2 separate regions of the Homo sapiens genome follow, and region 2 is linked to region 1. The links are chromatin loops, found by intact Hi-C in ENCODE. Cell type or tissue: PC-3. All regions are shown on one strand. Each heading gives the region's core, and the rest is flanking DNA. Links, peaks and the distances in the headings are about the cores only.

Evidence for each region. Hi-C counts contacts between places; a loop is a spot of excess contacts. Peaks named below come from ENCODE experiments on the same cell type or tissue, not always from the same donor. Only the 100,000 strongest peaks of a DNase experiment are listed, where the experiment ranks them.
Region 2: it touches region 1 in a loop (3-fold over the local background); 11 of 110 quality-filtered maps call a loop at or near these places.

Annotation. Positions count from the first base shown.
Region 1 is chr5:81,761,817-81,778,269 of GRCh38, reverse strand. It overlaps LOC107986384 (a long non-coding RNA gene), which reads left to right. Exons shown (of 3, transcript XR_001742518.1): 3 at 8,607-9,108. Among named protein-coding and RNA genes, the nearest start is that of SSBP2, 19 kb to the right of the region's middle. In PC-3, for the core only: no CTCF peak of the experiment used is centred there; a DNase peak (open chromatin) is centred at 8,949; H3K4me3 peaks cover 398 bases; H3K27ac peaks cover 1,174 bases.
Region 2 is chr5:81,812,360-81,828,812 of GRCh38, reverse strand. No RefSeq gene overlaps it. Among named protein-coding and RNA genes, the nearest start is that of SSBP2, 69 kb to the right of the region's middle. In PC-3, for the core only: no CTCF peak of the experiment used is centred there; a DNase peak (open chromatin) is centred at 8,632; H3K27ac peaks cover 561 bases.

The sequences.
Region 1 (16,453 bases), core at 5,543-13,542:
GTACTTTCTAACACTTACTGTTGAGTGCTTACTGAGTGCTGAAAACAGTGTGGAGTGCTTTGCCTGGGTTATTTTACTTAATCCTGCCATAAATATAAGCACCACCTTCAGTTTACGGATCAGGAAACTGAGGCTTAGAGAAGCCAAGCAACTTGCCCAAGATCACACAATTTATCAGTGCTGGAGCCTATATTCCGGTCAGTTTCTTTAGCTTTTATAAAGGTATCAAGTTTTAATCTAATAAAAATATTAAAATGACTAGATCTACTTGACATTTTGGAATTGAATAAGATTCACCTTGAGGTAGAGTCCTCTGGATTTTGGCATAGCAGACTGACTATTTTTTTTTTGTCAAATCATTTTTATACAATTCCTTTCTGGTCCATAATGGCTCTGTGCATGTACTCTCTGAATATAGATGCAATCACTTCACTGTTAATGCCTACAGAATGTTTCCTCAGTAAGAAAGAAAGTTTATGCAACTTTGGAAAATGGTGTCTGAACACCAGTCCAAAACCACCTCATACGACTGTCAGATTCTTTTTTTTTTCCCCTTTTCTGTTCATATACACAGTTCATCCATTATGACTTGGATCATCAAGAGATTTCTTTTAATGGGTTACATTATTTTCTGTCACACAGCCACTTATTTCCTTGGAGGTCCATTGTACACACTATCCATTTTCCATGGGGGTAGGTAGTCCTGTTTCTGAAGTATTTATAAGAAATTTTATCATGGTTTCTATGGCAATAGACCATGAGAACATTCCTTCAAGCCATTTAAGATGATAATTCACCAAAACAAGTGCATTTATTTTTGTTTACTATTCGGCCATTGAAAGGTCTGGGGTAACTTAGTTGGCAGTTTGAAGAAACCTTTTCCTTCTCACTTCTGTGCATCAGGCAGCTACCTGGTCAAAAAAATTGATTTTAAGAAACATGAATGGCCACAGAGCAATTTTAGCAACAGTTTTTGCTGAACCTTTTGTGGTAAACATTGCCATTTCCTAGGTGCAGAGTGATTGGACTTCAAAATGAACCATCAAGCCCACAGGCAAGCTTAGTACAGAAGGCAGGCCTGCTTTCCAGGATAGTAGTTAAGCTTTTCTCTTCTGAATCAAATATCAGAAATAAGCCTTTCCCATTTGTGTATGATACCAGAATAAATAGAGGCCCCTCACAAGGGAAGCATTTTGATTCAGCTCAATTCAACAGATGGTTATGGGGACATAGTGTGGCATTGCAGAAGGACAGCAGGCTTTGGGCTCACCAGAACTGGATTCAAATCGTAGCTTTAGCTGAGGAGCCCTGAGAAAATGACTGGCCTGCTTTAAGGCTCTTTCCTCACTTGGAAATTAAAAACAATAATGCCTACACTGTCAGGGTGTTCTAAATATTAGAAATAATATATATGTAAACTGGGACCTACTTGGTCCTATCTTGGAGAAGAGACAGAGGCTAGAAACAGAAGTAAATCACATTCTTTACCTGGGTTTCTCAGAGCACAATAAAAGATACCCTGTTTGTAATCTACGACAAATTGATTGGGAGAAACATGAATGGCCACGCCTTTCTCTCATCCTTCTCCCCGAAGTCCTGCTCTCCTAGGGCTAATCTTTCTTTTCCTTCCTCTTCCACCCACCTCATTAGTTCTGTCCCTCTGGCTCCAGGTCTCTTAATTCTGCATCAGAAATGCCTAGGAACCTGGAAAAAGTCTGATTCTCCTCAGAGAGCAGGGAAGAGGAGAAGCTGCAGAGCAAAAGCCAGAATTCTCTGTAGATGGCAGAAAGGGCGTGGCCAAGACTGCAAACACACACCCATAAAGAGGTGTGCGCTGGCATATGCACAGAAAACTCAATTCAGTGCCTGGGACCTAGCAGGTTCTCAATGAAAAGGTCCTAGATTAATAAGCGCCCACAGTGTGCCAGATACCTCATAAGTATGCAGGTTAGAGCTCAACGAGGGGGAAAATAAGATCCCTACTTCAAGGAGTTCATAGGGTAGAAGCTGTTCTTGAATGTAGGTGTCTATTTTAAGCTGTTACCTCATCACTAAAACAATGAATATGCACTCAGTTATTTCCATCAAATACCCTATGCCTAATAGAACATTTACATGGCATACATGACAAATTAATATATCAGTTGCATTCCAGGGAAGGAATTTCAAAATGACCAAGAAACATTTCTTGAGAAACAAAAACAAACAACAAATCAAAACAAAACAAAACAACCCACCAAAAGCAAATTACCTAACATGTGCATTTATTAGTTTTATATTTAGCAACAAATGTTACTTGTGGGCTATATAATAACTAAAGTGGTACCAATGTACATACATTGTGTCATCACTTTTTGCCAATTATGATATCCTGATTAGAATGATAAACACATAGACTTCATTCACTTCTTGCTTCCTTCCGCTTTTATAACTGCCACCCAATTCTAGTTTTAAATGGATTATGGGATATGAAATTAGCTACTTATTAACACTATTTTGTAGCAGATTACTTAACTTCTTTGAGCTTCAGTTTCAAATCTGCTAAATGGGATTAAATTTTATAGTAGTGGGTACCTCATGGAATTATTGGAAGGATAAGTAAATTAATGCATCTTTAGTATCTAACAGTCTGGCGCAACTGTAAATGTTCAACAGATGGTTTTTTTTAATTATTGTTGCTATTTTCATTGTTTATTATTGCTTTCATATCATTTCATTATTGGATCTGGACTCTATGAGTTACAAACAGGAAGCAGTTTTATTTTTAAATTTCATTGCCTTCAAACATGCTCTGTCTTACCTCCCTTTCCTACTCCTGGATGATACCTCAGGCAGATTCTGTGTATTTTCCTGTTACTTGAGGATATTAGACAACAGTTCATTTTTAGAATTTAAAAACATCTAGTTCAACCTAAATCAAAACTTCCATTTGCCACCCACTTGAAAGTGTTTCTCCTCTCCTCAGCTCAGGCCAGGCCAGGGATCCCACAGATCAGCGGAGGGAGCAGCGCAGGATCTGCTCCTTGGCCCTCCTGGTTCTACCTTCTCTGTCACCTGCCTCTGGCTCCTTTACGGTTGAGGATGGGATAGTGGCATAGGGGAGGATTGGGGGGGCAGCAAGGACAACAAGAGGAGATGGTAGCTGCTGTCCTCGTACTTCTCTTTCGGTTCTCTCCTGATAGACTCTCTCAAATGGCCTCCATCCAGGCAACTGTCCATCTGCTGGCCCTTCCTTTCATGGAACACTTTTGTGAGATGGAGACTCTCACCCCTCCATATGGTCACTGTTAAGAGAATGTCAAATACTACACTCTTCTCCCAAGAAAGCAATACTCTTTCTGGTCCAGCGTGCAGCCCTGGAACCCAGCTACCTTCCGGGTTATCTGTTGAACTTATGGGAAATTCACCCCCCTTTCCCTGTCAAAGTCTGGAAGATCAGGCTCTCCCATTGCTGTCCTCTCTGTCCCTGCCCACCTGTAGTCAAGAGTCAGGCATGAGCCTCTGTTCTTTAAACTCCAGGGAACATGTGATTTGAGGGGAGAGAGAAACCACAGCACTTTCCATTTTTCCAAATTCCCTTACATGTCAGAGTCTTCTCTTTCATGATTCACTAATTTCCCTTATAAATAGGATGAGGGCATGATGGAATACATAGTCAGAGACCTGGTGAGCAAGTCCCACATTGATGGGTTCAGGAACTGTTACGAGAATGAGCAGACTCCCACTGCCTATTGTCTCTGGCCCTGGTGCTTCAGCGGAAACCCTGAGACAACAGGAAAAGTCCCATCCAGCATCCTGTTACATTTTTATTATAACAACATTTACAACAGCCTCTTAATTGGTTTTCCTGCTGCCTATTTGCCACTATTTCATTCCATCCCATATGCAACCTCTAAATTAATCTTTGCCCCAAAACTCTCTGATTTGTGTCATATTTCTCTTTTCAGTCAGTCACTGTGGCTTCCACAGGTTGGCTACCATCCCAACAACCCTTTTAATAATACAGGAAAAAGCTTAGGGTCCCCAGATTGAGTGTAATCCCAGGGAATTACACCAGATATCATAGTAGCAGAGTTTCTGTGGTCCCAGAAGCCCCTGTGACACTCGTTGTTTTCAACTGCTTATTATGTCAAACTCCCCCGGCGACAAACATAAACTCCACTAATTCAATGAGGCATTTACAGTATGATCAGAGATCCATAAGGCACTAGAAAGTATGTCTTTAATATGTAATTCCAGCTTCATCATTTCATCAAAGTCCTCTAAATTTTTAGGAGTGACCCACAGGCTGAATATTACATAGATTGCTTGGAGCTGATTTCTCCAAGAGCCAAACTCTACGTCAAGAAAGTGCAAAGTACAAAATCTAACCAACTAGAATTTTGGAACCCAGAGAACATCTAATTCAACTTTCCTATTTTACACATGACAGAATGGTGACTCAGAGAGACTGTGACTTGCACAAAGTCCCCAGGTCATTTGAGGCACGACTGGAGAAAATACCCAGCTTTCTTGATTCCTAGACTCAGGCTGGTTTCACTATCCCAGGTGATCGCTTGCCTGTTAGTTTCATTACTTTGTAAACCACCGTCCAATTAGTCCCCGTACTACAGAAGGTCGCCTCCCTGTAATGGAAAGGGAATGCTCTTTCTAAAATTGGTATTAAAGCCTTCTCTGATAGCATGTACGGAGAAGAAGAGTACCTATTAAAAATAATTAAAACAGACTGCAGACAAAGAATTTGTCTCAGAAGATGTTGATGGATCTTTTTGGTTATGAAGGGGAAGGCCCAGGATTTGGCCTGGATAGGAAAAGCTAAGATAAACCAAGCCAAATTGCTTTAAATAATAAAGTAACAGGAATTTTCCATTTCCAATGAGGATTGGGAGGGAGGTATTTTGGCAGGCCTGGGGCTTGGAGAAGAGAGAATAAGAGGGAAAAATTCCCTGGAGATGGGGAGAGTGGGCAGACCAAAGGGGAAAGTAGCTATTAAAAAAACTCCCAAAAACCTTAGAGCAAAAAGACATTATATTCAAATGTAAGTGCTTTTCTGTTATGCTGTGATCACCCTTCGTGATCCACGCGTCTTCAGTAGAAGTCTGTTATATGCAGCAATGGGTATTAGAGGTGCCTTGAGGAATACAGGATGAGGCAATTTGCCCATGCCTGGGGCAGGGGTTGTGGGAGAGTCAAAAAATCATGGAAGATCCTGACTGCTAGATTGCCATGGTAGGCAGCATAGTAGCCACCCCCCAACCCAAAAGATGTTCCTGATGTTCCTATCCTAATCTCATGAACCTGTGAACCTGTGAATATGTTACTTACATGGCAAAGGAGAATTAAGGTCCCTAATCAGCAGACAGGGAGAGTCTCTGGGATTACTCACATGAGCTAAATATAATTATCACAAGTGTTCTTAAAAGTGAAGAGGAAGTCAGAAGACGAGGTCAGAGTGATAGGGTCTGCGAAATCTCCATCCACCATTGCTGCTTTTGAAGATGGAAGACTGGGGCCATGAGCCAAGGAATGTGAGTATCCTGTAGAAGCTGGAGAAAACCAAGGAACATTCTTCCCTCAGACCTGTAGAGACTTCTCTTAGGCCTCAAGAGACTTCCCTAGAGGCTTGAGGGAAGGAAGTTCCTGCTGACAACTTGATTTTAACCCATTGAAATTCATGTTGGGCTTCTAACCCGCAGAGCTGTAGAAGAATAAATTTGTATTGTTTTAGGCTAGTAAATCTGCGATAATGTTTTACAGCAGCAGTAGAAAGCTAAAACGAGTGCCTAAATTAGATTTGATAAGAATCTTAATATTTATATTTAACTCAAATGTTTCCAAGTCCCTCACTTTCTGGGTTCAACCTTGTAAAATTGCGGAGCTGGCCCCAACATTTCCAAAGTTTTCCAGAGCAGTAAGGAGCTGACATTCTACTTTGTGGTAGTCCCAGTCCGCTACTATATAATCAAAGTTTTCAATTATTTCCTGAATTTATTATATCCATTTGCTTTATGTTAGCATTTAAGTCGCTACACAGGCTTGCCCAGCTTAACTTTCTCAACTTCACCTCCCACTTGTCCTCTTCATGGATCCTCTACTGCTGCCAAATTGCACCATCGGCACCTCAAACACACTCCTCTGGGCATCTGCTGTCCTACCACCTGGAAAGGTCTATCTCCCCTTCCCTGTGCCCCCAGACTGTGAATAATCAGCTTGTCCCCCAAGGCCTAGTTCAAGCATGGTCAAATCTCCAAAGTGTCCCCTAGCCTCCCCTCCTCAGAACTTCCCAGCATTTCGTCCTTAGCTCTCTTATAACCACCTGTGATCATTTACTTGGAACTTGTCTATTTGAGCACATCCCCTAATTCACTGTGTTGACCAGAAGCTCCTTTGGAGCATAGTGTGTATTGTTTATCTCCATATCCGCCACAGTACGGAGCACAGTGCTTTTCCTATCACAGATGCCCAATACATGCTTGCTGAATGGGGTCATGAAAGCATTTTTGGCTAAATAAATTATTTCAAGCGGAAGTCATTATAACTAACATGATCAATACATACTTCCCTATCTTTTCTTTTTTCTGAATGCCATGGTTCATAGTTCAAAAAGGAACCACCACAATCTCCAAATAACTCCTCCATACTTTCAACTATCATTTAATATTGCATGAGGTGAACACATATCTTTGCGTGCCTGGCTGGGATAGTCTCAGTTTACATCTGTTGTCCTCGCATGGTGATTAATAGTGCAAAAGTGTCTTTGTATGGATGATAAATTGGATGGTCATTTGACTGTTGGAGAACATAGGGTACGAAAGCAGCGTCTGGTTTTCATCCTTTCCTGAGAAGAACAATTGGAAACCAGTTACTCCCGCCAGATGTCCTCTTTGCTCCAGCTCCTTGGCATTTCTCTCCTCTCGGCTTCTCCTTCCATGGCAGCCCTCAATGCTTGGGTCCACCCGTCTGTGTCTCTGCCACATCCCTGCTTCCCAGTCTTGATTTTGTCCAGGAGTGTGTCTGCAGTGGCAGGATCAGAGGAGGGAGCAGAACGAGGAAGACGGTACAAATCCCAAGCTAGCTGCTCTCTTGTCACTCACCATTTATGTGTCTCCAGCCTGTCCTCCTGGTCTCGTCTCAGTGTTCCAAGGCATCATTCCTTGCCTTTATCATTCTGTTCCTTATCCTTCCATGCCTGGTTCTGCTTTGTATGTCCCAACAATACCCATCACTAATTCTAGTCCCTGACTGATATCAAGGGAATGATCACCAACATCCCTCTTACCTTCAGGGTAACCCTTAATCTCACAGTGGAAGAAGTGCTCCTAATATCTTAAATCGTCACACATCATATTTTTCTATAGCAGCAATTTCCAAAGCGTGTTTTGGGGAACTGTAGTTTGGGGTGTTAATATGTTTTACTCACTAAAAAGATTTCAAAGTCAAATAAAGTTGATGAATTCTCAATGGAACCATTTTAAGCAGTTTTCTTTTCTTTAAAGAAAACTTAAAGCCTTTAATATGCAAATGTACATTACAAATCTCTGAGAGGGATATATGATATTCTATGTTTCTCAAACTTATTTGACCTTGAAACTTTTTTCCTTGAAACTTTCTTGAGGGAATATTGCTCTGTGAAGCATATTTTGTTTTAAAGTAACTTACTTAACTCTTGTGGATCAATCATAGGTTTTTGAGAATGGACACAGGGGTCTATAGAATATAATAGGCATGATTGTTCTAGTGGGACAATGCATTCCAATATCTACAACCACATTTTTGGAACCTAGAAGGTCGTGAAGGGGAAAATTGTATATAAGACCCTTCCAGCTAAGAACTGTGCGACTGTCCAGAGAGCAGAGGCAGACAATCAAGCAGAAAGCATCTAGGACCATGGGTCAGAAGAGCTGGTATCTAGTCTCAACTTCACAACTGTTAGCTAGGTATTCCCAAGCAAGCTTCATCCATTTTTGTCCTCAGTTTTTTCATCTATTAAATGAGACAATTCATGATGATATTAAAATAAAAAATAAATAATATCACCTCAACATATGTCACAGGAATTTTAGGAAGATCAAAATAAATAATTATTTGAAAGGACTTTGAAAACAGTAAGGCTTTTGTGAGTGAGTACATCTAAAAGTACCATTATTATTATTATTATTCGGTACAGGGTCTCACTCTGTCCCCCAGGTTGGAGTGCAGTGCAGTGGTGTGATCTCGGCTCACTGCAACCTCCACCTTCCAGGTTCAAGAGATTCTCCTGTTTCAGCCTCCCAAGTAGCTGGGATTACAGGCACGCACTACCACAGCTGGCTAACTTTTTGTATTTTTAGTAGAGACAGAATTTCGCCATGTTGGCCAGGCTGGTCTCGAACTCCTGGCCTCAAGTCATCCTTCTGCCTCAGCCTCCCAAAGTCCTGGGATTACAGGCGTGAACCACCGAGCTGGGCCTATTTCTTAATTAACTTGGTTTTCTAATAGGAATAAAGATGCAAACCCACAGATAACGTTCAAACCCTACTTTTTTTTGCAAAATGCTTCGATCCAAATAATTTTCCCCAACATAAAGCACAATTAATAAACTAATTTCACTTTTTTTCTCCTTCTAGATCTTCACTGAGGTGGAGGAGCAGTGCAGTGGCCAAGAGAAAGATGGGATTGACAGAGGGAAATAAAAAGAACTCTGATATGTAATAGACTGGATAATCAGGATACAGTAGGCCATGGTCACATTTGAGCTCCAGGTGGTGTCTGATTGACTTGGAAACAGTACAATAGGGGCAAATTTTACCCTCACATTTCCTGGCAACTTTGGGTTCAAAGATATTAGCTGTTACTTGACATTCCCATTGGCAAAAATGAAGGGCATGCCTCTGTTGACAAAGCATGAAACGTCATCTGTTGTGTCTGTAATGCCATAAATGAGTCATTGATTCCACAGAAGAGCAAGAAAAAAGAGCAGGAAGGGCAGGAAATGTTAGTTACCATATTTCTCCATCATCCATGGCATGTGATGGGGCAGAACATGTCACCAGGCAACAGTAACATGGGGCTGTTTCTTGGCCTCTCAGCTCCAGTACTGGGATAATCTATTAAATCGTCTCACAACTTTCTGGGTATTCTTGAGCCCTATTCATCCTCTTTGGTTCAGAAACTGATTTAGAGAAGAGGGACTCTGAGTAATCTGTAAAGTATTGTTTATCTATAAGACTTTGGTATGCTAAGCCTGAATCAGCAATTAGGTTTAATGCCTTGCTATATTTGCTTGAAAATGAAACCTGTAGCAAAAGTGAATGTGCTATGCTGAAAGAGCATTTAAAAAATAATCTCAGCTGGGTGTGGTGGCTCATGCCTGTAATCGCAACACTTTGGGAGGTCAAGGCAGGAGGAATGCTTGAGGCTAGGAGTTTGAGACCAGCCTGGGCAACATAGTGAGACCCTATCTCTACAGAAAATACAAAAATTAGCCAGGCATGGTGGCACAAGTCTGTAATCCCAGCTACTCGGGAGGCTGAGGTGGGAGGATCACTTGAGCCCAGAAGGTCAAGGCTGCAGTGAGCCGTGTTTGCACCACTGCACTCCAATCTAGGCACCGGAGTGAGATCCTGTCTCAAAATAATAATAATAATAATAATAATAATTTAAAAATAATCATAATTGTTTGTTACTCTAGTGATACAAGCCATGGATGATAGTAGGAAAGTGAATTACACAGGCAAACATGGATAAGGGGGGTACTGCATTATAAGAATCACATGCATTTAGGATAAGGGGCTACTTGGAGAAGGGGAGTTTCTGTGTAAATAACACAAATAGAGAGATTTTCTTTAACTCATCTGGTTGCTTTTCCTTACTAGAACCTGTACTTTGAATATTCCTTTGTTTTTTTTTTTTACTTTTATCATTTGATGTAAAGACACTAACATTTTATGAAAAAGCATGGCTTACATGGGACTCTTTCCAAATAGTTTTATTTATATATTACCACTTTCATTTGTTATCTTTCTTTCTAAACAAAGAGTCTCAAAGCATATTACGACACCAAATTCATTAATCTGAACGTATGGTGAACCACTTGTTTGCCATTTCTTGAAAACAATTACTCTTGCTTTTACCTCCCCATAGTGATTCAGTGTTAAAAAATGGTAACAGAACCCAGTCCCCTTTATTCCCCTGCTTCAGGTCCAACTTTGATTACTTAGCACATGCCACCAATTCTAGGCATTAAATTGAATTTTTCAACAGTGAATCAATTAGCACACATTCTTTGTTGTGGTTGAGGAGGGGGTGTCAATAACAGAGAAACAAGATGGAGAAGAGTTGAGGGAAACAGGTTATTTTATCTTTCAAAGACAAAGTTCTGTGCGAGGAAGCTTCTTGGTGCTCATTAGGAACACAAACCTCCATACATGCATGAAGAATGGGAGCAAAAGGAATTTTAATCGCTTTTTCATGAAATCTGACCCAGAGTTGAACAAAGAGAATTCTAAATCTTTTGCATATGCCATTTTTTAGGGGCAGACATCAATCTTTTTCCCCCTTCTCTTGTGTTCCTTGAACAAAAAGAATTATTGAAACTGAACTTGTTCAGGTTTTTATAAATCAGGATGTCAACAAATACAAGCACTAGTCTAGTTACAACGAGAGACTGTAGTTTCTAGAATAAAGCTAACCTGTTTTTTTTTAAGCTCTACAAAGAACGCATTGTTTATTCTCATGTAGAAACGTCATGTAAAGCAGCTCTCTGTCAGGTATTCTATTTTTATTTAGTTGTTTCATAACTCAATTATAATGTTCCCCTTTACCTAATAATTAGGAGATATAGAGTAACAAGGCTGGAAACCTCTTCTTTTCTCCACTGTGTGTCAGTTACATTTCCAGATTGTTAATGGATAGCAGGTTATGCCTGTGTAGGTGAGTCCTCGTCCCTGCTGGCCTGGCAGCTTACCCCTGCACAGTAGCAAGGGTCAGCTCGTGGAGACGGGCCCGGCTAGAGGCCTAAGCAGGAACTTCCTGCCATCTGGAAGAGTCCGGGGCACAAGGAAAGATGTCAGCAATAGGTGCTCATATGACTCTTTAGCTCCCCTGGGAATACCAGTATTTCTCCTAGTTCCATGATTGGGAAAATTTAACACCCACTACCGGTAATTTGATGCACACGTTTCGGTGTCTGTATTTGGTGGCATTTCACTCTTACAGATACATGCCTAGGTTTTTGTGGCCACTTACTACCTTTTGAACACCCTTTCTGTGTTTCAGGAATCCCCCACAGCAGGAGTCCGGCCTTTCCAAAGTATGAACCCCAAACACATTTTCCCAGCTTCTCTTATAGCAAAGTTGCACCCTTAAATATATATACATATATTTACACACATGTGACCTAGACCCAGCCAGTGCACCTTAGCTGGAGAGATTGTTTTGGAAAAGAACAATGAGAGGAAGTAGGTGCTGCTCAGAATCCATTTTCTGGCAAAGGTGACGGTTGAGCTTCTAGCTGTGGGGGACGACATTGGCAGACGGTCTGGTGTCCAGTGCCTAGTGGTAGCGCTCATCGTGATAGAGGGGGAGGGCCACAGGGGTCTTCTTGTTATACTCATGATGGATACTGTGCCTAAGACCAAGATTTTCTTTACGATTAAAAACAGTTACAGGCATCTAATGTAATTGTTCATTAAACATAGACACTTCTAAAATCAAAGCATTTAACTTAATTTGTTGGATTTTTAAAAGTTATTTTTAAATAACTTTTAAAATAACTCCTAAAACTATTAAGATGGTAGCTTTTATGTGTATTATTTTCCATAGGCCAGTAATACAGCTTGTTATAAAGAAACTCAAGGACCAAAGTGTTTGTGGGAAACTGGCCTGGTCTGGTTAGTCTTGAGATATTTTGGGGGCACATATGGGTATATATTTAGTTTAGATATTATAATTTACCCATTTCTGAACCTCCTTCCTCCTTTTTCCTCCATTCTCTTTTCACCCTAGCATTATTACACCAATCTGTTTTTTCTGGGCCTGAGTGGACAGAGCTCTCTGAAATATAGCATGGCTTGTAGGCAGAGCTCCATTAGTTGGGTTGGGAAAGGGGTTACAATGGGACGTACGAAGTGAAAGTGGAGCAGAAAACCCCATATCCAAATTTTGGTGAAAAATACATTTTTTGAAGTTGATGCTATTTGTAATTTTCTAAATAATTTGCATTTTATGAAAAAATAATATTTTCTAAGAATAGGTCAATTAGTTTAAAAAATACAGTCATTATTGGGCCATGATAAATGGATCATGACCATGCTTGACACTATGGAAATAACTGCTGGGCCTAGAATCTGAAGATATGCTTGAAGAAGATTAGTAGGCCCCTGCTTTATAAGGAGGGGAATCATTGTAAAATATTTTCTCAGCCAGAATGACATACTACAACTGTATTACTGCAACATTACAAATTTATGGGATCTAAATCGATGAGTTTTAACCATAGAAATAAATTCCGAGGGATGAGGAATTTATGAACTCAGTACCTAGTACCAAGTTACAGGAATCACAATTAAAGATCTTCACTATTTTCTGCCTTATTCTACCATGACGTTAAAAAAGACTGATAGGCCGGGCGTGGTGGCTCACGCCTGTAATCCCGGCACTTTGGGAGGCCGAGGCGGGCAGATCACAAGGTCAGGAGATCGAGACCATCCTGGCTAACATGGTGAAACCCCGTCTGTACTAAAAATACAAAAATTAGCCGGGCGTGGTGGTGGGTACCTGTAGTCCCACCTACTTGGGAGGCCGAGGCAGGAGAATGGCTTGAGCCCGGGAGGCGGAGCTTGCAGTGAGCCAAGATCGCGCCACTGCACTCCAGCCTGGGCGACAGAGCACGACTCTGTCTCAAAAAAAAAAAAAAAAAAAAAAAAAAGACTGATATTCTAAACTCTGATGAGCCAGTCTTTATTTAGTCATTCTATTGATTTTTAAAATTATCTCCACTTCTATCCTGTACCTTGTGTCATATTTCTACATAATAGTATTCCTGTTATAAATACCGTTCAGGTATTAGTGATGCAAGCAAAGAGAATTTAAAGGTCTTGGTAAAGGTCCCTCAGGTGAGGCTGTAACTGACTGAATGGAGGAAGGAAACCAGTTTTCTCCTAGCGTTCAGGAGGGCTCTGTACCCCTTTCTAATCTGCCTTCTAGTTCTATGAACCTACATGCTTGCTTTGTATGTCTCATTTTGTGATTCCCACTATATACACAGAAAAGTATGAAAACAATAACCTCATATTACTATTAACTTTTTTCTGCTTTTTTTCATTTCATTCCCACTGGTATCTTATTATTAATAAATGATTTTAAACTCAATTTTGAATTCTTTTCTCAACACAATTTTCATGTTTCTATAATTCTAAAATAGTACTTCTAAGTATAGGAGATATAGCCATCTGGCTGGAGCAATCTAGATATAGTTCCACCAAGGCCAAGAATATGGCCTGGTTCTATCTTTGAGCGCCATCCAAACAGGGGTGTGCAGGTGTGGGAGAAACTCCTTTTAAGAAAAGGAGATCTTCTTTTAAGAAAAAACATGCTATTCTGCTCTGGGGAGTGCCAGCATCTTCAAGGTCTGCCTCAGTTGCAAAAAACCACCTCTCGAGAGATCACATCCTCCCTGGGGCAGCTTGCAGCTGGTAAATGAGGCTGGGATGTAAAGACCAGGACATTTTGGCCAGACAGAGGAAACTCTGATGGCCAATGTTTCCTCCAGAGATCTCTGCCAGATTGGTGTACGCGTTGTCAGGCCTGTAATCTAGCTAACGTCTTTCTCTGTCCAATCCTACTTCCTTCGCTTTTTTTCACAAGGTTGTTGATCCCTAATAAACATATAGTATTCCATACTCATCTCAGAGTCTGCCTTTGAAAACCTAACCAAGACAGCAGGTGAGTAGCATGGGATCTGGAGGCTTCTGCAGCCAAGGTCTGAATGATCTAAGTCAGAATTTTGAAATGTTGCTTGTCTTGAATCTATCTATCTATCTTTTTTAAACATTTTTTTCTTTTGTTTGGTTCCTGTTTTAATTGTTGTGTTTGTGTGTGGTCTGTCTGTCTGTGTTTTTCTTGTTGTTTATGTGTTTTTATGGAGAATTATAGGAAGCTCTTTATACATTAGACACCTGAAGAGAGTAAAATGTTGATTTCCTCATCAACTTCCGCTGTTGTTAAAAAGATGTGTTCTGCAAAAGGTACTTGGTTCTATCACGTGAAATAATTTACAGTTAAAGGACATGTATTGGCAATATAAGTAAGTGCATTGTAATAAAAGTAAATGCTTTTTGCCTGTTAAATCTATGGGTGTTTCATTAATATTATCTTGCTAGAAGTTGGCCAAATAGATCAACTTTGCCCAGTCTTTTGAAATGGGCGCACACTAGTCCCAGTTTTTTGAAATCTTAAGATTGCATGCAATCCTCTCCTCTCCGTTCCTTACTCTACCTAGCGTGGCTCATACTTTTATCAGTTCTCACTTGGATCCTTGTGCTGTCCCCTCCACTAGCTTCCTCTCTCTCTCTATCTCTCCACACAGCTTTCAGAGTGAGTTTTCTAAATTGCAAATCTGATCAGGTCATTTCTCTATTTAAAGTCCTCCAGTAGCTCCCCAAGGCTATTCAAGGATTTAAAACCCAGTCTTTTTCATGGTAGTCATAGAAAGCTGTTCAAGAATCAGTCTGCTTACTCTCCAGCTTTCTCTGCACAACTGCCTCGCAATCACCCCACTCCAGGCAAATTTCCTGTAGCTTCTGGAATGTGCATGGTCTCTCTTCCCCTTTTGCCTTTGTACATGCTGTTCCCTTTGTTCAAATGTCCTTCTCTACTTTTATTAATTTTTTTTTTTATTAAGGTAAGTCTTATTCTTCCTTTAAGTCTCCATTCAAGCATCAAGCAAGCTATAGGTGGGGGTATTCCTCTGTGGCCCAGAATATTCACTGCTACTAACATCTTTCCCAGCACTTATAAGACTATATTGAACATATAAGACTCTTACACTCCCCTCTAGACTACTGAATCCTCAAAGTCAGAAATGTTATCTGTACACACTAAGACTTAGCGCAGTGCCCAGCCCATGATAGGTACTCAGGAAATTTTTGTGTCTTTCTCTAAACTTCTTTATGGTTGCCACTGCTTCCTATAAATTTTCGCATGCCCTCCATTGCTTAGCAAACACTGTGTTGCTCAATACTGCATACTGTAGGTGCTCAGTGAATGTTTGTTGAGTGGATGACTATACTGCTGTTGTTGTATTTCCATTCTACCACCAATAAATGCTTAAAAGGTTGCAATTACCAGGGGCAGCTTAGAAAAATATTTGAAGTGTTGATTGACCGGTAGAAGTCTCTGAAGATGTTTTTATTTCACTCCGGAACAGTCACCTAAACCGTGAACTACAAGCTAATAGTATTCACAGGAGAGCGACTTTGTCTGTTTGCCTACACCGTTTGTGATATTAGCTATGCAAATAAATATTTTGATTGTTCATTTGGGAGAAGAGGATTACTTGATGACTGTCTTAAAGTATATGTAGGCTTATTATTAGGAGAATGATGACTAATTTTTCCCCCCATTGCTACAGCTGATTCAGTGAGGAAAAGTACTTAAGTTGTATCACTAGTTAAGAAAGAATATCTTTACTGGAATCTAGGGACATTGTGGGAACTCCTTTGCAGATGTGACTAGATGACATCAAAATTCCAGTTTTCACCCTTGAATCTGTGAAAGTCAAAAGGATATCATTACAATGACTAACTGCTACCCATAAAAAGGCTGTTGAATTTGGTGTTACATATACTATTCGCTACATTCAAAAATGAGTTAGCGGGTACATTCTATCAGTACGGGACTATCTTGGGCACTGCTGGAAAATCATAGCATTATCTCTGCTCTTATATCCCTGTTTTTATGTCTTTGGGCAAAAAGACACAGGAAAAGTTAAGTTCTAGTAAAAGGCAGCTTGTCTGTATGATACAGATTGTGTCTATGGCCATACCATCCTGAATGCACCGGATCTCATCTGATACAGATTATAAGTGCAGAGAATGACTAACAAAGGAGCTAGAGTCAGAGGGGAACAGGGAAAGCCATTCAAGGTAAGGAGAGTTGTATGCATCAGATATGTGTTTGTGTGGTTACAGACCCTATAGGTTATAGACAAGCTCTACTGAGAAGAAAACATTCATAAATATTTACTAAGCACTTATGATGTGCCAAGCTCTGTGCTAAACCCAGTATGTGCATTTTCTCATTTAATCCTCATGACAACACTAATACGTAGTAACATCATCTCACTTTGTAGTTCATGAGACTGAGGTTAAATGACTTGCCTAAGATCACACAGCTGATAATTGGTGGAACGGGGAATTCAAATCTGGTTGTCAGACTTCAGCAAATGGGACTAAAATTTAATTCTAGAAACATT
Region 2 (16,453 bases), core at 5,205-13,204, 51 kb before region 1:
CTATTGAATTATATTATATGGTAGTCCTATTTTGAATTTTTTGAGGAGCTTCCATACTATACTCCATAGTGGTTGCACCATTTTGCATTCCCACCAACAGTGTGCAAGGGTTCCAATTTCACAGCATTACTTTTTTACTTTAAGTCCACCTTAACACAAAGTAAATTTATCGTAGGTTACAGGTCTTCAATCTGTAGCATCCCTTAAGGCTGATTTGATGTATTAATAGAGATAACACCAGCAAAAATCAGTTAGTCAAATATTTACTAAGCACCCATTCGGTAACTCGTTTCTGACTGAAAATCCTCATGAATAGTGAAATTTGTTTACACACTTGATCTTAGCCAAAAGGCTGAGAAGCAATGCAATTTGTTTATAACATAACCTGTTGGTACTGGTCTTAGTCCATTTGTATTACTATAAAGGAATGTCTGAGACTGTGTAATTTATAAAGAAAAGAGGTTTATTTGGTTACGGTTCTGCTGGCTGGAAGACTGGGCATCTGGTGAGGGCCTCAGGCTGCTTCCACTCATGGCAGAAGGCACAGCAGAGCTGGTATGTGCAGAGATCAAGCGGTGAGAGAGGAAGCAGGGGAGGGGAGGTGCCAGGCTCTTTTTAACAACCAGCTCTTGTGGGAATGAATTGAATGAGAACTCATTGCTGTGAAGATGGCACCAAGCCATTCAAGCAGGATCCACCCCATGACCCAAACGCACCTCCCATGCAGCTCCACCTCCAACACTGGGGATCAAATTTTGACATGAGGTTTGGGGAGACAAATATCCAAACTATAGGAGTACTATTTAGCGGATTTTCAGTTTTGATGTTAACAAGCTCATTTTTGAAAACTTCATAGATAATAAGACCATGTGATTTCAAGGGCTTAAAAGTGAGGTACTGACCCAATGTGGACTTCATTTAATAGCTTCTCTTAAGCAGCCAGAGAGTCATATACAATTGGGTCTTTATGAAATCTATTAAAAATGTACTTTTTGTTTTTTAATCACCTAATGGGACAGGTCAAAGTCCTCTGTGTAATGATTATATTCAGTGTGACTAAGACATTCAGCTGAGTTTAATAGATAATATTGTGAGAACTGTGCATGATTCATTGAGAGATAAGAGCCTGAATGTGGTATCTCTCATATCCATGCCTCTTCCTCATTAACACTTGTCCAGGGCAACAAGAACTGCCCTAATGTTCTACCATTACCTCCGTCACTGAGAGCTCAATGCAGCTGGCCTAGCAGGAATAGAGGAGACCACACTACTGATGCCCAAAGCATACAACCTGCATTATGGCTTCTGAAAGTAATTTTATTTTTGCAAGCCCAGCTGCTCAGGTTTGCTTGCATCCCATTAATGTCCTGCAGGTTTGGGTCTGGGAACCCAGAAAAATAGCTGATTAACCTAATTTTTTTTTTTTTTTTTAGAGAGACAGAGTCTCGCTCTGTTGCCCAGGCTGGAGTGCTGGAGTGCAGTGGCACGATCTCCCCTCACTGCAACCTCCGCCTCCTGAGTTCAAGCACTTCTCCTGCCTCAGCCTCCCAAGTACCTGGGACTACAGGCGCACGCTTTTTCTTTTGTATTTTAGCAGAGATGGGGTTTCACCATGTTGCCCAGGCTGGTCTCGAACTCCTGAGCTCAGGCAATCCGCCCGCCTCAACCTCCCAAAGTGCTAGGATTACAGGTGTGAGCCACTGCGCCCGGCCCCTAATTTTTTTTTTTTTTTTTTTTTTACATGAGGAAGAAATACACAATCCCTGGACTTCCCTGTTATTTCAAGTCTAAGACCTCTAAAATCTGTGGTGTTTCCTGTGTAAGACAGCACGTCTCAACCATGACAGACCACATGTACTAAGATGTGGAGAAACCCACCACACAGAAGATGAATTTTAGCGGTTTTTCTCTCTCTCCTTCTATAAATTGATATTAAAGTAGTGATTTAACATTTTAATGTGGCATAGTTGACAATGCAGGTTTGTGCGGTGAAAAGATAATTGCTATAACATTTAAAAATATTTCATTATGGCATTTTTAATATGAAAAACAGTAAAATGCTTTTGCATTTTAGAATCAGCCTAAACTTTAATAATCATTCTTATTCAAATGACAGGATGTAGAACAGTTGAATGTTGTATATATACCCATGAATGATTTAGGGGAACTATGAAATTATATTAAATTTGAAGAATACAGTTTAGCATAGGAGGGGAAAAAACTCTAATGATTTCACAGGAGAAATATTTATAGGAATATCATCTTACCTTTGTTTGTAGCATGATGGTCTCAGAGGGATCAAGTGAGATTGTTTTGATGGTAAATTTATTACACAGTTTTTAGGAGCCTGGGCCTAAGGGATCTTGTTGAAAAGGGTTTTGTGATCCCAGAAGCTGTAAGGAACTTTGGCCTCTCCCAAAGAGAGTCTCCACAGAGTGAATCAATTTCCTTGGAGAACCAAAGCAGATGCTGCCTGGGGAGGGAGCAATTGTTTCAAGTTGGTGTTAGCTCACCAAGGAAGGCAGCAGACAGTACTGTCTGCTGTCAAAAATGCAGTATTTCATTTAGAAACGTTACTCCAAAGCATTTTCCTCCCCTCCTCTTAAAAGCTCAGGCTCCATACTGAACTACCTGAGTTGGATTCTGGCTCTACCATTTACTGGCCATTTGACCGTGGTCAAGTTATTCAACCCTCCTGAGCCTGTGTCCTCATCTGCAAAGCTGAAACAGTAACTTACCTCTTAAGGTTGTGAAGACCAACTGAAGTAATTGAAATTAACTGAGCAATAAAAGCAATCGATATTTAGCGCTTAGCTACGTACATAGTACATGGTACCTTGGCACATGATTAAACTGCCAATGATGGTAGCCATTATTATGATGGTAAATTTTTTTTTTAACTTTTATTTTAGGCTCGAGGGTACACGTGAAGGTTTGTTACATAGATAATCTCATGTCACGGGAGTTTGTTGTACAGATTATTTCATCACCTAGGTATTCAGCTTAGTACCTAATAGCTATCTTTTCTGCTCCTCTCTCTCCTCCCAGCCTCCACCCTCAGGTAGATCTGAGTGTCTGCTGTTTCCTTCTTTATGTTCATAAGTTCTTATCAGTAAATAACTATTTTTAATGCCATGTTTTTGTCTTAATGTGTGCAAGAGGGATTGATGAGGGCATGACTTGTGAAATAGGGTATGTATTTTGATGCCTCACACTCCAGCTGCACTTGTGATCAGCAGGTCCATGAAGAGGGCTGGCATGAGGCCAGAGGTGCGTGCTCTCTCTCGTGGCCACTGCTCACCCTGGAGATTTAGAGGAGCCAGCCTACGGCAGAGGCCCCAGGGTGGCAGAGGGCCTTCCAGACTCTTCTCTCTCATGACTCACATCTCTAGCACTAGCCCCAGGGAGCCCAAAGATTCTGGATAGGCCATAGGGCACAATGACTATGTGTCAGAGTTGCCAGAAAATAAAATGTGATTCTCCCAACTACATTTGCAAGAATTTTCCTGGCTCCTTGCCTCTGCAGCTCTCTTCTACCACTTGAGCCCTGTCTGTAGTTTATCCTTACCCCAGATCTGTGACCAATCTTGTCCTTATTTAGAGGGAACTGAAGAATAACTAAACCACTTTGGTGATTCCACATCAAGACCGCCTTAAGGCTTCTTCTGCTTTGATTATCTCAGTTGTGCTAATAATAATATTGACTAATAATAACTTTTTTAACACCTACTCTTTTCTAAGCGCTTTACATATATTATTTAATTTGCTTCTCATAACAATCCTGGCCGGGAGTGGTGGCTCACGCCTGTAATCCCAGCACTTTGGGAGGCTGAGGCAAGCCGATCACGAGGTCAGGAGATCAAGACCATTCTGGCCAACATGGTGAAACCCAGTCTCTACCAAAAAAAAAAAAAAAAAAAAAAAAAAACAGCTGGGGGTTGTGACTCATGCCTGTAATCTCAGCTACTCGGGAGGCTGAGGCATGAGAATCGCTTGAACCCAGTGTGTCCGGAATTGGTGGGTTCTTGGTCTCACCGACTTCAAGAATGAAGCCGCGGACCCTCGCAGTGAGTGTTACAGCTCTTAAGGTGGCGCGTCTGGAGTTTGGTCCTTCTGATGTTTGAATGTGTTGGGAGTTTCTTCATTATGGTGGGTTCGTGGTCTTGCTGGCTCAGGAGTGAAGCTGCAGACCTTCCCGGTGAGTGTTACAGCTCATAAAAGCAGTGTGGACCCAAAGAGTGAGCAGCAGCAAGATTTATTGCAAAGAATGAAAGAACAAAGCTACCACACTATGGAAGGGAACCCCAGCAGGTTGCCACTGCTGGCTCGGGCAGCCTGCTTTTATTCTCTTATCTGGCCCCACCCACTTCCTGCTGATTGGTAGAGCCCAGTGGTCTGTTTTGACAGGGCACTGATTGGTGCATTTACAATCCCTGAGCTAGACATAAAGGTTCTCCACGTCCCCATCAGAGCAGCTACATACAGAGTGTCCATTGGTGCATTCACAAACCCTGAGCTAGACACAGGGTGCTGATTGGTGTGTTTACAAACCTTGAGCTAGATACAGAGTGCCAATTGGTGTATTTACAATCCCTGAGCTAGACATAAAGGTTCTCCACCTCCCCACCAGACTCAGGAGCCCAGCTGGCTTCACCCAGTGGATCCCGCACCAGGGCTGCAGGTGGAGCTGCCTGCCAGTCCCATGCCAGGCTTGCACTCCTCAGCCCTTGGGTGGTCGATGGGACTGGGCACCGTGGGGTGGCACTCGTTGGGGAGGCTCCGGCCGCACAGGAGCCCATGGAGGGGGTGGGAGGCTCAGGCATGGCAGGCTGCAGGTCCCCAGCCCTGCCCAGCAGGAAGGCAGCTAAGGCCCGGTGAGAAATCGAGCGCAGCGTCGGTGGGCTGGCACTGCTGGGGGACCCAGTACACCCTCCGCAGCCGCTGGCCCGGGTGCTAAGTCTCTCACTGCCCGGGGCAGGCAGAGCCGCCCCGCTGCTCCGAGTGCAGGGCCCGCCAAGCCCACGCCCACCCGGAACTCCAGCTGGCCCACAAGCGCCGTAGGCAGCCCCGGTTCCCGCTCGCGCCTCTCCCTCCACACCTCCCTGCAAGCTGAGGGAGTGGGCTCCGGCCTTGGCCAGCCCAGAAAGGGGCTCCCACAGTGCAGCGGTGGGCTGAAGGGCTCCTCAAGTGCCACCAAAGTGGGAGCCCAGGCAGAGGAGGCACCGAGAGCAAGCGAGGGCTGTGAGGACTGCCAGTACGCTGTCCCCTCTCACCAGGAGGTGGAAGTTGCAGTGAGCCGAGATTGCGCCACTACACTCCAGCCTGGCAACAAGGCAAGACTCTGTCACAAAGAAAAAAAAAAATTCCTATGAGGTAGGCTTTGTTATTATTCTCTCTCTCTCTTTTTTTTTTTTTTTTTGAGACAGAGTCTCACTCTGTCACCCAGGCTAGAGTGCAATGGCATAATCATGGTTCACTGCAGCCTTGACCTCTCAGGCTCAAGCAATCCTCCCACCTCAGCCTCCCGAGTAGCGCCGCCAAAGTGGGAGCCCTTCAGCCCACTGCTGCACTGTGGGAGCCCCTTTCTGGGCTGGCCAAGGCCATAGCCGGCTGCCTCAGCTTGCAGGGAGGTGTGGAGGGAGAGGCGCGAGCGGGAACCGGGGCTGCGCGCGTTGCTTGCGGGCCAGCTGGAGTTCCGGGTGGGCGTGGGCTTCCACACTGTGGAGGCTTTGTTCTTTCGCTCTTTGCGATAAATCTTGCTACTGCTCACTCTTTGGGTCCACGCTGCTTTTATGAGCTGTAACACTCACCGCGAAGGTCTGCAGCTTCACTCCTGAAGCCAGTGAGACCACGAGCCCACCAGGAGGAAGGAACAACTCCAGACGCGCCACCTTAAGAGCTGTAACACTCACCGGGAAGGTCTGTAGCTTCACTCCTGAGCCAGCGAGACCACGAACCCACCAGAAGGGAGAAACTCCGAACACATTCGAACATCAGAAGGACCAAACTCCAGACGCGCCACCTTAAGAGCTGTAACACTCACTGCGAGGGTCCGCGGCTTCATTCTTGAAGTCAGTGAGACCAAGAACCCACCAATTCCGGACACAGTGGCTGGGATTACAGGCACGTGCCACCATGCCTGGCTAGTTTTTGTATTTTTTGTAGAGACGGGATTTTGCCATGTTGCCCAGGCTGGTCTCGAACTCCTGGAGTCAAGTGATCTGCCTGCCTCAGCCTTCCAAAGTGCTGGGATTACAGGAATTTATTCTCATTTTACAGATGAGGAAACTGCAGCACAGAAAGTCTGTTACTTGACCAAAGTTACATAGGTGATAAGTGATAGAATGGGGATTTGAACGTAGGCAATTCTGTCTCAGCCCCAGCTTGTTCTCCCATTCTAAAGATCACATCTTTGACTCATTTTGTCTGCCTGATTGCTTATGGTGATGCTTGGGGCCACAGGTCCTCACTGCAGACCTCCCAGGGGCAGGAGCCCTGCCCCTGAGCCCTAGACCAGGAGCCTTCCCCCTTCCTCCAATTTTCAGCCTCTCTGCCCTGGACTCCTCCTTGGGCTGCCACCTAATGCCAGTCTCCAAACATTCCAGATGCTATCTCTCTGGTAAGTTTCCCTCCATCACCCACAGGGACTTTGGTCTCCAAGCTTCTTGCTTGCCTACACTGGATGTCCCATATCTGGGCTCCAACTCCTCCAGGACACCTGTGAGTGCCAGGGCCTAGGCTCCATTCCTGATGATGCCATGCTGGGCCTTCTCTCTGCAAGGAGTATCCTGGCTGTAGAAGAGTGTGGCCCCATTGTTTTCATACCTGCTTCATTCCCCATCCCCCTTCCACAACTGAGTCTGGAGGAGGGCCATGGATGGGGAACCAGCATTGGGGCTTTCTTGAAATATACAGAACAGGCAGAGAACCCTCCAGAAACTTCTCTAGCATGTGATAAGCATACCAGTCTGCTCAACATGTACAGACAGGTTTCTAACCATGTAGACAAAGAGAGCAAAGGTGACTGAGCCCCTCAAAGACCAGTAGAAAATATTCAAGTGTCCCTAAGACTACGCTGCATTCTTTTGAGTAGGAAAGGGAAACTTAAACTTACTGTATGAAAATGATCAATTAGGTGTTTTTCAATTTAATGCCTAAGGTATTGAAATGTCAAGTATCCCATGATACGAGGCCAGTCGAAATTAACTGAGTAATAAAATATACCTATAGCAGTAGGAGAGTTAGGGGACTCCTTAGTCATGAAAACACACTTTGATGAACAGGTCAGAAAAAGTCCCCTGTCTAAAAGACTGAAAATTAAACATTTTCAGAGGTGGTAGATTTCCAGCCTAGAAGGTGACAGGCCACCACCTGAGATAATTAGCCTCCAGAGCCCATGTCTGAGGGTCAAGGACATTTCTGACATGAGAGGAAGGTCTGGGGTACCAGAGCTGCCTTAAAACTCAAAGGATAGTCTGCAAAGCCCTTGATACAAGCTCAGACTATCCTTAAAAAGAAAAAATGCAGGCCTACTTGGTTCAGCTGGGAGAATTCAGGAAGGTGGGAGAGGGTATGCAGACAGCAGAGCTGTTAAGATCTGAGATCATAAAGGAAATATTTTCATATACTCACCCAGAAAATTTAATTCTCTGTGAAGCTAAAAGCACTGTAAACAAAATTTAAATTTAAACAAGCTGAGTATAGGGCTCTCAGTCTCTGTCAGTTTCTGCCTCGCCTCTGCTTCCCCTTTTACATATGGGGAGTTCTCCACTGTGTGACTCTGGATGAAGAGCAAGGTCCACTCTCCAACACTGGAGATGAACAGTTCTGAAAGTCACTCTCTCTGTTCCCGCTCTTTGCAATGGGGATGCAGGCTGTGATGGAGGCTCAACCAATCAGACACTCTGGCCCAGGACTTTGAATCAAGACAGAAGAGAGTCCACTTTTGTGGCATCAGCATCGAATCTCCAAGACCAGGTGGGCAGAGGTGCCAGGAGTGGCTTTCAGCATCCAGTGTCAGTATTGGTGGGGTCCTCATCAGACAGTTCCTACAGTGTTGTTTGGGCTTGTGGTTGGCCCTGCTTCCTTTGGTGCTGCTCTATTTTCAAAGTCTAGAATTCTAGCTTTTCCAGTGATTCTGTGATCTACCAAATATCATTTCAATACATTCATTTTCTGCTGGAAGGAGCCAGTTATTTTCTGTTGCATACATTCAAGAACCCCTGTTATACTGGGAAGTCTACTTGCAGTATTTTACAGACAAAAGTGAAATATCCTGAAAATATAAAAGTCTCTAGCAAATCCAATAAGGAAAGATGCATAGTCCAATAGAAAAAAGGCAAAGGATATGAACAAACAGTTCACCAAAGAGGAAATACAAATAGCAAACAAGCATAGAAAAAGACCTTTGCCCTCATGTTGCCAAGATGCAGATTTATCATATATTGTTGAGAAATCATTTTTCCCATAACATACAAAGACAAAAAGAGAGTTAATGCTCAGTGGGGTGAGCTTGTGGGGAGCAAGTTGTTGCTGGGCATGTAATATGATATCACCTTTCTGGGAAATCTGATACTGTGTATCAAAATGGAAAGTATTCCTTTTGGCTCAGCAATTTTGCTTGTCAGAATTTATCCTGAACAAACACCATGACTCATGAAGCTCAGTCCCCAAATGGTGTCTTGGAATATACAGTTCATGTAACTTGAAGCAAATTCATAGTTCAAAATAATTTCAGAATAACTCAAGCACTTTCCCATGGAAAGGATGGTGTATTCGTTTGTTCTCACACTGCTATAAAGAACTACCTGAGACTGGGTAATTTATGAAGGAAAGAGGTTTAACAGTACTGCAGGCTTAACAGGAAGTATGACTGAAGGCCTCAGGAAACTTATGGCAGAAGGCGTGGGGGACGCAAGCACCTTCTTCACATGGTGGCAGGAGAGAGAGAAAGAGACAAGGAGGGGAGTGTCACACACTTTTAAACCATCAGATCTTGTGAAAACTCACTATCACAAGAACAGCCAGGCAGAAGCCTGCCCCCATGATCCAATCACCTCCTACTTGGCCCCTCCTCCAACTCAACAGGAGATTTGGGTGGGGACGCAAGTCCAAACCCTATCTGATGGGCTCACAGAATTACATACCATGTTAGGCCCCTTTTCACCCTCTCCCACAAGTCACTATCCCTATACGTGGTAGCTGTGATCCTCAAACATTCTTTGTCAAAGTATTCCTCCTTTCCGACCCAGGCTCTCCCGCCTTGGACCAAGAATGCATCTTCCTAAAAGGTAGAGGAGGTGGAGGAGAGACCAAAACTATTGCGGAGGTACAGAAAGGAAACACTCACAAATTAGTAATCGTTGTATTAATCCTATCTAAAAATAAGTAGAGAAGGGTTCTAAGAGATATATCTCAGTCCCTACTACTCTTCCTCTCACTCTGTTCCAGGCGCCCAGACTCTGTGCTGTTCTTCTGAGCTTGGCACTTGAAACTGCTCTGTCCACACTGCTCTGCCTCCAGGTAAATAAAGAGGGCTTGATCTCCCATCCCACTGAGGCCTTTGCTCATTTTTCACCCTTTCACTGTGGTCTTCCTGATCCCGCATTTAAAACTGCAGCACAGGCTGGGTGGCTGACACCTGTAATCCCAACACTTTGGGAGGCCAAGGTGGGAGGATTTCTTGAGCCTAAGAGTTTGAGACCAGACTAGGCAACATAGGGAGACCCTGTCTCTACAAAAACAAACAAACAAATTAGCTGGGTGTGGTGGCATGAACCTGTAGTGCCAGCTACTTGGGAAGCTGATGTGGGAGGACCCTTGAGCCCAGGAGTTAGAGGCTGCAGTGAGCCATGATCATACCACTGCACTTGAGCCTGGACAACAGAGTGCCACCCCATTTCAAAAAATAAAATTGCAACATGCAACTCCCTTGTATTTCATATCCCCCTTCCTTGCTTCATTTTCCTGCATGACAATGATCACTAACTAATATTCTGTATATTTTACTCATTCATTTATTGTCGATATCTGCCTTCTCCTACTAGAAGATGATCTCCATAAGGGAGGGATTTTTGTCTGTTTTCTTCACTGCTTTATCCCTAGTGCCTAAAAGAGAAGCTGACACAGCATAGATATTCCAAAACTATTTGTTAATGCAAAAGTATCCTTGTTCATGTTTATAGTAAAGAAAACAAAACACCCCAAGTGTAGATTTATTAAATAAATTACACCACATTTGCACAGTGGACTGCTTAGCACACTGTGGTAAGCAGAATAATGACTGCCCAAAGATGTCAGGTTCTAATTTCTAGAACCTGTAAATGTTACCCTATTTGGAAATACAGCTGTTACAGCTGTGATTCAATTAAGGAATTTGAGAAAGGAAAACTATTCTGGATTACCATGTGGGTCCTAAATGCTATCAGTATTTTTATAAGAGAGGGGCCGAGGGAGAATTCACATACGTGCAGACGAGAAGGTAATAGACAGATGAAGCAGAAAGAGGTTTGACAATTGGAGTGATGTTACCTTAAGCCAAGGAATGTCACAGCCACCAGAAGCTGGGCACCCTGATTTCCACCTACTGATACTGCTTTCAGACTTCCGGCCTCCAGAACTGTTCTAGAAAAAAAAATTTGTTGTTTCAAGTTACCAAATTTGTGGTCGTTTGTTAGAGCAGCCACAGGAAATGAATATGCACTCCTAACTTTTAGGTTACTATTGTGGATTACCCTAGGATGAAATGTTCTCTCTCAGTAGAGGCACTTCAATGGTCACAAATGCCTCAATTCCTTTACTTTTTTAAATTAAACTTTTGATTTTAAGATAGTTATAGATTCATACACAATGGTAACAAATAATGCAGAGAGATCCCATGTACTTTGTTTTTTGAGACGGAGTTTTACTCTTGTTGCCCAGGCTGGAGTGCAGTGGCGTGATCTTGGCTCACTACAGCCTTCACCTCCCAGGTTCAATGATTCTCCTGCCTCCACCTCCCATGTAGCTGTGATTACAGGCACCTGCCACCATGCCCAGCTAATTTTTGTATTTTTAATAGAGACAGGGTTTCACCATGTTGTCCAGGCTGGTCTCGAACTCCTGACCTCAAGTGATCCTCCCACCTCAGCCTCCCAGAGTGCTGGGATTACTGGTGTGAGCCACCGTGCCTGGCCCCGTGTACTTTTTACCTAGGGTACATGAGGTTACATCTTACAAGACAGGGCTCTATCACGAGGTTTTGTTACCAGTTAGTGGGGATCAAAGTCCTGGCTCCCCACATTGCCTTTTCTGACACCACCTCAACAAAAGTATGGGGGTGCCTCATTACAGCTTCATCAGGCTGGAAATGTAGGGTCCCTATTGGCCTTTGCTGGTGGGTGTGGACAGAGCCACAGTGTTTTCTTTGGTGTTTGGCTGGAGTAGAGCAGTTATTGTCTAAAAGTTCTCTGTGCTTGATTGCCCTTTTCTTGGTCCTTTGGCTAGAGAGCAGGCTTTCGTTGGAACATTTTTTGTCTGTGCCCATTGGTGTTTCTGGGTTGCTGGTTTCTTTAGTTCCAAGTCTGGGAAAAATGAATAAAAAGAAAATCAGGGCACTCACCACCGTATTGTTCCTTGGGTCATGAGGTCCCTACTTAATCCAAAGTCTTCTCGCCACTTTTCAGAGGTTTCTTAGGTTTGTTATATACATAATGTCTGGAGTTTTTGGTTGTACTTAGTGAAAGGAATAGGGAAAGTACACTACTCTATCTTCCTGGAAGTGGGAAATCACATCTTTAAGTGTGAACGAATTCTGTTTTATTTGGGGTTTTCCACTAATAGGAAGAATGAGGGAATGGAATATTTGGAAAGCTCCAAAGAGCAGAGCAAGCAATTTGTGTCTTAGGTTTCCAGTCTCAGAGTAATGCTGACCCTCCCTTAAAATTTAGGTGCATACTTAGTTTCCTGGTATCATGTTATACATTGCCCATGCTTTCAGCTGTTTTCTGTAAGTTCAGTTTTTCCAATTCTTTGGCAAAGACTGTATCTTATACTTTATTTTCCAGTCTGGTTACCCACACAGGAGGTGGCTAATAATTGTTGATTGAACACGTAAAAAGACTATCTTCCACAGATCAAGCAATATGAGAGTCTTAGAGGGATGTGGAGGGAAACAAAATCACTATGTCCTCAAGGGCCTTAAAGTCTAGCACAGAGTGAATTATCCCTGGCTTCCCCTTTACATCAAGTGCACCAACTTGATTTTGTATGACAAAAATGAAAAGTTCACTCACTCTATGAGATATGGAATCCAGTCCCTAAACATAGCATGTGGTGTTTTAGGCTGTTTCATAAGTTGACTAGGCTTGAACGTGATGAAGGCTGGCAGATTCTATAGGTTCATTTGCTCACCCTTTTTTTTAGATTATTCTCTGGAAAAGGAACAGATACTCTATATATCTGGATTAGGCAACTTTTACAAACTAAGCTCTTTACTGCACAGAGGCATGTAGGCTAAACTGAATGTTAGCCCCATAGAGTACTTGTGTTCATCTTCCCTGGGGAAGACCAGGGCAGATGACCCTATATGCAAACCTCACACTTTAATCTTCTGGACTGAATTCTTTCAGGCAGTGACTGATAGCTTCAACAGGCTGTCAGCAGTGGACGGAGATGATCATAGGGCTGTGCAACCACCATCACTCCTGGAATAACACAGCAACGACTAAGACCTTCAAGGTTTCTTTCTGAGTGCCAAAACCCCATGGACAATGACAACTTTCTTTCTCTGAGTCTTTAAGGCTCAAATGTCTCATCCTCCATAGGCTTTAACATGAATGGGTAGAGGAATGAGATTATCTTTGTGTCTAAAATACTGATAATGCTGGGATTAGGGCCATCTTGTTCTAGCGTTGACTCCTCCTTGACTTTTCTATAAATTGTTTAATCTCTTTGTACCTTCTTTTTGGAATGCCATAAAAATTACCTCCTCACTTGAATGTTGTAAATGAAATATACATATTAGTAGAGGTTTTTTTTTTTTTTTTTTATGTGAGGTACACTTATAAGAAAAAGTACTGCCCTTGGGTTTCTAAACTATAAAGTTTAATCTTCAGTCCCCAGTGTCTGAACTCTTGGCTGATTAATTCATGTCAAATTTTCATACTTTCAATAGTTTTCTCTTTTTCATTCCCAATCCAAATCTCAAGGACAGTATACAGAAATTAATTTTTGAGTTAGAATGAAGGAAATTGCGTTAAATTCCTTCTGAGAATTAATGTGGAGTTAAATGTAATATTTGCTGACTCTGCAATGCTTTTGCTTGCAGTTGTCCTTGCCATTTTTATTTTAATCCTTTATATCTGCTCTTATAGAAACTATTTCAATTTAGATTTTCAAGTATTTTACAATAATGTTTAGTAGAGGGGGACATTTTTCAGTGTGTACAGAAAGTTTACCGACGTTGAATGACCATTTTTGAGTGGGTTGGATTTTTCACCATTGCTCTGTGGAATGTGAAGGTTCTACCTGACTGATGATAAGACACTTTTTGTGATGGTTAATCCATAGTCCTAGAAAAGCAGTATAGTTAATTTGTTTAATAGCAAAATCTTTGATTTGCCAGACACTTAAGAACATATTTGAAGTTGTGATGAGTCTGAAATAATTTAGAAACATAGCATCTGACTCTGCATTTACGATATTGACAGCTTTTCAAGTGAATTCTGATGATTTGTTTACCATCTTTTGTCCTCCCAAGGTATCACAGGGAGAATTATGTGAAAGAATAAATGTGGAAGTAATATATAAACTGTAAGGGTAGCTTAATGTTATAATCTTTATAATCTTTGTAATTATTGTCCTCAGCATCACCACCACCACACTTACCAGTGTCAAGCTGTATCTCAACTTTTGCAAACTCATTTTTCTTCCTCACCTTGCTTCAGTCAGTTCAAAATCCTCTTCGAGTAACCTTTCTCTCCCTTCACTCCAGTCTTATTCTCCTCCTTCTTCAAACCCCTCCTCTGTCTTCCAGATTAAGCAACCTCACATCTTTCTAAAAGATTCATTTTCTCCTCTAAGGCTTTTTCCTTGACCATCACAACAATCTCAGAAATGCCCAGTGTCAGCGATGACTGATGACAGAAACTAATCTCCCTGCCTGCTTTCAGTTGGCTCTGCCTTTCACAAGTTCCATTCTCAGTGCAAATGCCCTCTATTTAAATTGAGAGTTCCATCAGAGGACTGGCCTCCCTCATCTAATTCATTATTTGTAGCATCATTGCTATTTATGGGTGAGGCACAGTTGGCATTAACATACCAGGTTCTTGCTCGAGAAAGATGGCATGGGGGACTGACTCTCCTAACATGCCCACCGGGGTTGTCTGCTGAGTTTAAAGAGAATGGGGATGAGCCATCACACATATTCTCTTCTGTCGTCTTGCCCACAGGAATACATTTGAGAAACAGGTATCATAGCTCCCCTCTGTCACTGTGGAATAATGTTTCCCTTTGGTTTCTTTCTACATCCTTTCCTGTATCCCTCAGCTCCTGATATGCCTATTAGTAAGCAACCCATTTCCAGAAAGTGGCTGGCTCAAACTTTTGACACCCAGGAGATCATCCAAACCGTAAGTGTTTAAAGTAAAGGTTATGTATTTATTGACACTTATTTAAATGGATTTCAATTCACAGAGTTTCTTTCAAGTCTTCTTGGCTACCCTTTCTTGCTATCCAAATTATAACCACAATCTATTGCACAGTCACTATGTACTAGTCTCTATGCTGGGTGCCTTTACATATATGTCTTTACAACAGTCCTGCAATTTATGCAATCCCTATTTTATGGTTGAGAAAATTTAGCATCTGAGAGGTTAAAAAATTTGTCCTAGGAAGCAAAATTTGGCAAATGACAAGCCCAGATTCAAAGGCTTGCCTTTTTCTCACATGCTTCTCTAGAGATCCCTCCCCACATAAAATTTGGTGCCCCATACTACAAATTATTCCCCTTTCTCCCTGATTAGTTTTCTTATCCCCTACATCTTAGTTGTCAGGAAAAAAGAAAAACAATTGCCTAACTAAATTAATCTATGCTAAGGTATTGATGACTCTTAGCCTTAAAATAATAATTTGTCAGCTCAAGTTAATCATTACTTTGTAGAAGATGTGAAAAAACAATCTTAGAGCGGTGCCTTTTTTGTTCTTTCTTACTTGGCCCAAGTCACCAGAAGCTCCCTTATTCCAACATATGCACAAGCTCATACATATAATGCACAAGCTCATACGTATACACACACATGCATACACATACAAATACAACCCTGAAAAATAAGAGGTTAACAATTTGAAATTTGCTTCGTGCTGACCCCAGATTTCACCAGTTGAGCTAAGTGGCTCAGTAAGTATTGACAAACTAAGACCTGAGCCTTGGCTTATATATGGGATTCAAGGTTAATTTTAATATAGTCCACTCAAAGAGCTACTGGTCCTTCCAATTAGCCATAGAATAAAGGACAATTTCTGCTCAATAACTCAAGTTTAGCCATTGGAGAAAAATTATTTGAAAAGAGAACTGCTAAGAGACCTGGCAGAGGAGACACTACGTCAATATATGGTCTTTTCTTCTTTCAATCTCTTTCTTTTTCTGAGACTTTCTAACCCCTTCCAAAGTCTGCTATTGAAAACCTTGAATCATGTATGTTAAGGCTATATAACTATATATCTAATCACATCCTGGAATCTCTTTAAAAAGTGTTTTATTTAAAATTAGACAAGGAATGCACAATTACAGGCTCACTGTAAAAAAATAAAATAGATATACAGTTAAAAATAAAAATTGCTTATCACCTTCATTCCCATTTTATTTCTTCCCTCCAGATAAACTACCATTCATAGTTTGTACACAGTCATAAGCTGTCTGGACCTTTTTCTATTGTTTATATACAGTGAATTTATACATGGATTTTTTCTTGTTTTTTTTTTTTAATGTGACTGAGTTTATCCTAAAAATAATCAGATTTACTTTGATAGTTCAATGTCAGTATGTATAGACAAGTGCCTTGTTCTTTTAAATAGCTACATAATATTCTATTTTATAGATGTACAAAATCTATATAACAATTTTTAATTGGTGTACTTTTGGGTGTTTCCAAATTTTTGCTATCACTGGTATTACTGACTAAACAGAATATCTTAATGGAATAGATTCCTAGAAGAAGAATTGCTAGTCAAAGGCCTCCTAAGTTTCTTTGAACAATTACATTATTTTTTAGTCAGCTTCATTCAGAAAGTCTCACGGGAATGATTAGATCAATTAAGACATAAATGCAGAAGGGCATAATCTCTCCAACTCTGGGATACTGATGTAAAATAACGGCTTTAGAAACAGATTATATATTTTTATAGCACACTATACACCCATGCACTTCTAAATAAGCCACTTCCTAGAAATTCACCTTGTATAAAGTTAGAGCTG